Linked DNA regions of Homo sapiens: region 1 is linked to region 2. Evidence: read pairs that join two places in POLR2A ChIA-PET (ENCODE). Cell type or tissue: MCF 10A. All regions are shown on one strand. Each heading gives the region's core, and the rest is flanking DNA. Links, peaks and the distances in the headings are about the cores only. Region 1 overlaps DST (dystonin). Region 2 overlaps DST (dystonin).

Region 1 (2,925 bases), core at 91-2,590, 62 kb before region 2:
AAGGCTCAATGACTTCAACTAAAAACGAAGTTCTACAGATGAAAAGTTTCTTCTAGTGAAAGAAACCACAATAATATTTTATAAGCCACAGGACAACGACAGAATTTCAGCAACAAAGAAATCTTGTAAGCATTTAAACCTGATATATGGTATTTTAACCACGAACCTTAACAAAGGAAAATAAAGCAAACTAGGAAAACCAAAGTCCTAAGTTAAAGCTAAACATTGTTCTAAAAAGGTATTTCTGCCAAAATAAAAGTTCAAAACAAATAATTCAAAGACTCAAATTCTCACCTAAAGCAGTAAGAGCTCTATGACATCAAGCTTTTGTAGGAAATTTTAGGATCTCTGACACACAAAATGAAATATTTAAGTACTTAGGAGAAAAATGCATTATATATATATATATATACACACACACACACACATACACCAATTTGTACTTATAATTATTCATGAGTACCACAGAGACAATGTCCAGAGGCCATTGTTTTTAAAAGTAGGGGTTTTTCTAATCTATTTTATTTTTTTAGAGATGGGGTCTTGCTATATTGTCTAGGTTGGTCTCAAATTCCTGGCCTCAAGCAATCCTCCGGCCTCATCCTCCCTGCCAAAAGTAGGTTATTTTAGAAGAATAGCTGGATCCCATATTTTGCTTCTGCCTAAAAAACTTCAAAGGAGAGAGCAGAACACACCCTCAAAGATGCACTGTTACAAATACTTTAGGTATCACAATTGAAATATTTTAATTAAAGGCCACAAAGATTCTATCATTCCAAGTATAGAATGTGTCCAGCTGCACAGCCTTCTCATGGCCTCTCATTCTAAGTCACCTGGAAAGTGTAATATGATGATGGCTGTGTCTACAGCCACTAAACCTTCACTCAAGAAGATCTGGTGCTTTAAACAAGTGTAGGCAAGTTGATCCTGGTTTTTCTTTTCGATTCAGCAACCTACACCCACCTCTATTTAAATGTTGTTCCACAAAGGAAGGATACAATTATAGTATTTTAAAATAGGGGCCAGGCATGGTGGCTCACGCAGCCAAGCACGGTGGCTCATGCCTGTAATCCTAGCACACTGGGAGGCTGAGGTAGGCGGATCACCTGAGGTAAGGAGTTCAAGACCAGCCTGGCTGACATGGTGAAATCCTGTCTCTACTAAAAATAAATAAAAAAAAATTTTAAAAAATTTAAAAAAATTAGCCGGGAGTGGTGGCAGGCACCTGTAATCCCAGCTACTTGAGAGGCTGAGGCAGGAGAATCACTTGAACCTGGGAGGCAGAGGTTGCAGTGAGCTGAGATCATGCCATTGCACTCTAGCCGGGGCAACAAGAACAAAATTCCGTCTCAAAAAATTAATTAATTAATTAAATAAAATAAAAATAGGGGCTCCTGAGTGTGTGTATGTGGAGGATTCATTACAGTTTTTAGACATTGAAATTTCCAAAATAAAAAGGGAGAAAGAAAAGGGGAGAGAAAAGAGAAGTGAAAGGAAGGAAGAAAGAGGAAAGAGAGGAAGAGAACGGGATGTCAAATCAAACAGAGCTGGTTTTGAGTCTTAATTCTCTAACTTATTAGCAGTATAAACTTGGTAAACCTAAGGTTCCTTATCTGTAAAAGCTGGATAATAACAATTCCTGCTTTATGAGATTGTCAGGAGATTTGAATGAGAGAACACGAGTATAGCATTTAAGAGAACGAGAAAGTAATCAAACCATTAACTATCCTATATAATTATTTTTATTGTAATCAAATAAATTGGTTAGTTTAATGACTTTATAGTTTATATATAGTTTATAATTTAATGATGTCATAGCTTTAGAAATATAGCAAGTTATTCAACAACCTGACATAATATTTGTAAAACCAAAAAAAAAAAAAAAAAAACTGAGGTAAAGAAATATATAGTTTTCAGCCTGTAATCCTAGCACTTTGGGAGGCCAAGGTGAGGGGATCACCTGAGGTCAGGAGTTCAAGACCAGCCTGGCCAAAATGGTGAAACCCCATCTCTACTAAAAATACAAAAATTAGCCGGGTGTGGTGGCATATGCCTGTAGTCCCAGCTTCTCAGGAGGCTGAGGCAGGAGAATCGCTTGAACCTGGGAGGTGGAGGCTGCAGTGAGCTGAGATCATGCCACTGCACTCTAGCCTGGGTGATAGTGCAAGACTTCATCTCAAAAAAAAAAAAAAAGAAAAAGTAGTATATAATTTTCAATAAATACTTTCCGGGGATTTAGCTTCTTATAAGGCAATAAGAACATGAACTCAAGAGCCAGATTGCCTAGGTTTGAGTTCCAAGTCTGCCACTCGCTGGCTGTATGACTGCAAGCCAAGTATTTACTGGGTCTCAGTTTCTGTCTGTTTACTGGGATGACAATAGGGATGTTGTGAGGAGAAAATGAATTAATATATGTAAACTGCTTAGAACAGTGTCTGGCACTTAGTAAGTGCTATGTAAGTATTAGCGTGGATTTAGCTGTTAATAATGCTCACCAGGAAACTATTTACCACCCCAAAACTGGCAATTGTTAAGCCCACTCACTAGAGTAATTAGACTAGGAGATATGAACTGGAAACTTGTGGGCTACAAGTCCAAACTAAACTCTAACCTTCAAACTCAGCAGTTCTTTAGAGGCAAAATCAAAGTCTGCTATCTGCGAAGTTACTGACAACATCCGAAGACATATTACAGCTGTGTGTGCGAGCGCCCGTGCGTGTGTGTGTGTGTGTGTGTGTGTGTGTGTGTGTGTGTGTATAAGCTACAATTCAGAATCATGGCCTCTAAGTAGTGGAAATGTGATTTTTAAATTTTTTTTTTTATTTTCTTAAGCCAGAGTCTCACCCTGTGACTCAGGCTGCAGTGCAGTCACATGATCACAGCTCACCGCAGCCTTGGCCTCCGGAGTAGCTGGAAATACAGGTG
Region 2 (2,925 bases), core at 322-2,821:
AGCTCAATCTGGGTAAACAGTCTATCAGTGTTCCTTGTACTACTTTATTTTTGCAACTTTTTAAAGTTTAAAATATTTCCAAGTGAGTTCGATAAGGCTAAAGTTTAGGAACTACTAACATAAATCTAAGGTCTGGGGAAAAAAGTCTTATTTGTAGGTTTTAAGAACCCAAAGCAATACACTCTACCAAGCAGTATTTTTCATTAGCCCTTTATAAAGTTGATGCTTCAAAAATTCCCCTATTTTGGCTGGGGGCAGTGGCTCACGCCTGTAATCCCAGCAGTTTGGGAGGCTGAGGCGGGCAGACCACCTCAGGTTAGGAGTTCGAGACCAGCCTGACCAACATGAAGAAACCCCGTCTCTACTAAAAATACAAAATTAGCTGGGCGTGGTGGCACATGCCTGTAATCCCAGCTACCTGGGAGGCTGAGGCAGGAGAATCACTTGAACCCAGGAGGCGGAGATTGCGGGGAGGCAGAGGTTGCGGTGAGCCGAGATCGCACCATTGCACTCCAGCCTGGGCGACAAGAGCAAAACTCCATCTCAAAAAAAAAAAAAAAAAAATTCCCCTATTTAATCTGAGCCCACAGATGTGAAATTATTCTCGATCACTTTGCAATGGTCAAAACCACAGAGGAAATAGAGCTTTTTTTTCTGTTCTCTAAAAGATACCACTGTGTTCTCAGCTTGAGGATTTATATTATCTTCCCGCCACCAAATCAGAAAATAAAGAACAGTGTGATTGATTTGGTGGAGTCATGAAGTCACTGACTTCACTATGTGGGCAAAGAATATCTGCGCCATGAGTAAATTAAGCTTTCCAAAGTCGTGATGGAACAGTGATAAAATCTGTGATAGTCAGTTGGGTGTCTCCCATGCAGTAACCAAGTAGATGACTAACAAACAGAGTGTGTCCAACAATGGCATCCAGGGCCTCTTCCTCTCCAAATGCATTTATGTGTCAATAAATTAAAGTTTACAAAAAGAAAAAATATTTAGACCAAATATCCTCTTTCAAATGTGAAGGAATAAATTTAAAATATAGCTGATCAGTATTGAAGAATATATTTCCACCATAAATTGCCAATTAGATGGATCCTATGCAAGGAAACCACATTATATAGACTTCTCTGGACTCCAATCTTCCCCTAAAAATCATTTATCCCCTTAAACTACTCCTCCTAAACACAGTCTCTCATGGCTCAAGTTCTAATTCCAGGCCCAAGTAAGTGATTAAAGGGAGTCTTCTAATGATAGCTGTTAACATACTTCAGAAAATAAAGTCCTTCCTTCTTTCTCTGTCCCCCACCCCATTCCCCGAGAAAAGCAAAAGCTAAATCAGTACTTAACTCATAGGTGCCATTTCTCATATTGTTGTCCTATGAATTTCTAGACAGCAAATTGCACATGATGAGTAACAACAAGTAGTTATATAAAACCCTCTAATATAAAGAGGGAGTACCTAGTGTCATAGGTAGAAGAGGCAGAAATAAATGTTGTAAATGACAAAAGAATGTCATCAATTTTATATTTTGGAACAATTCTCCAGGTAAAATTTAGCTAACTGAAGACACAGGTATTTCCAATAACAACCAGCTCTTACTCTAGTTCTGCAGTTTAAATTATGCTAAAGAATAATATATAAATGTTCCTGACACCAGTAATTTACCTAGAAACCATGATTTGCAAGGTAAATAATCTGTGTGTTAACTGCACTTTATTCTTAAAAGTATTCTGAAGAATGATGAATCAAAAGGAAAACATTCTTAATAGAACAATCAGTTTCAAGGGCAGGCTTAGTCATACAACTGAACTACCGGAACACTAAAATTTAAATACATCTGGAAAAAAGCCACGGATGTCTGCTCACCAACAAATACAAGTTTTAATTAATTAGCCGATTTGCTTTAAACAAATGTAATTTTAGCCTGAAAAATACAAAATAAGGCCATATTAACTTTTTTCTGGAGAAAAGGTTACATTTTAAAAGTCCTCAGGGCCCATCCTCAAGCAGCCTTGGCCCAGGGCTGGGGTGTGCAGGGCACCAGGATGCCAGTGGGAAAGCGAGATGGAGCAGCAGTGGTTGAAGGCCAGGCTGAGGGCTAGGTGTCATCCACTGAGACTAAACAGAGTTTAGTGTTATCTGCTGGACTGTTGAGTGAAAAATATTCTCTGACCTGATCCTGAATTTTCCTTGATAATCAAAAGATTAAGAAACAGGGTCACACCACGTTACCCAGACTGGACTCAAGAGACTCTCCCACTTCAGTCTTCCAAGTAACTGGGACTACAGGTGTGCACCACTGTGCCTGGCCCAGAATTGTTTTCTTCATTTCATTTTTGGATTGTTCTTTGCAAGTGTATAGAAACACAATAGTTTGTTAAATACTGATATTGTATGCTTCAACCTTACTGAACTCATTTATTCATTCTGGTAGTTATTATGCTAGGTTCCTTGAGATTTTCTTTAAACAAGATGCTATCATCTGCAAATAGAGATGGTTTTACCTCTTCCTACTCAGTGAAACCATCAATAAGAGATTGATGTGTTTCATCTCATTTTCTGGCCTAATGCTCCTGATTCTTTTTAATGTTGTATTTCGCTGTTTGGATGTATCATAATTATTTTTACCAATCTCTTATTGATGAACATGTAGGTCATTTCCAACCTCTTGCAGTTATAACAGTGCTGCAATAAATAACCTATTACATACAGTCATAGAGTAATATTTCTCAAACTTTTTGGTCTCAGGATTACTTTACCTTTTTATACATAAGTTGCAAGTTTGGGCTTAGAAAGAATTTAATAATCATGAAAATTTTGTTTTCTTATAAAGTTGCTTTAATATTTGACATTGTTACCCTATCTAGATATTTTAAATGATATAATAAAACAAATGATGTCACAAATCAAATATTTAACTT

Evidence for each region. Peaks named below come from ENCODE experiments on the same cell type or tissue, not always from the same donor. Only the 100,000 strongest peaks of a DNase experiment are listed, where the experiment ranks them.
Region 1: POLR2A ChIA-PET joins it to region 2 with 5 read pairs; 5 of 35 experiments call an interaction of 5 or more read pairs at or near these places.

The regions. Positions count from the first base shown.
Region 1 is chr6:56,667,418-56,670,342 of GRCh38, forward strand. All of the region lies in intron 10 of DST (dystonin), which reads right to left. Among named protein-coding and RNA genes, the nearest start is that of DST-AS1, 180 kb to the right of the region's middle. In MCF 10A, for the core only: no CTCF peak of the experiment used is centred there; no DNase peak of the experiment used is centred there.
Region 2 is chr6:56,729,063-56,731,987 of GRCh38, forward strand. All of the region lies in intron 5 of DST (dystonin), which reads right to left. Among named protein-coding and RNA genes, the nearest start is that of DST-AS1, 110 kb to the right of the region's middle. In MCF 10A, for the core only: no CTCF peak of the experiment used is centred there; a DNase peak (open chromatin) is centred at 1,799.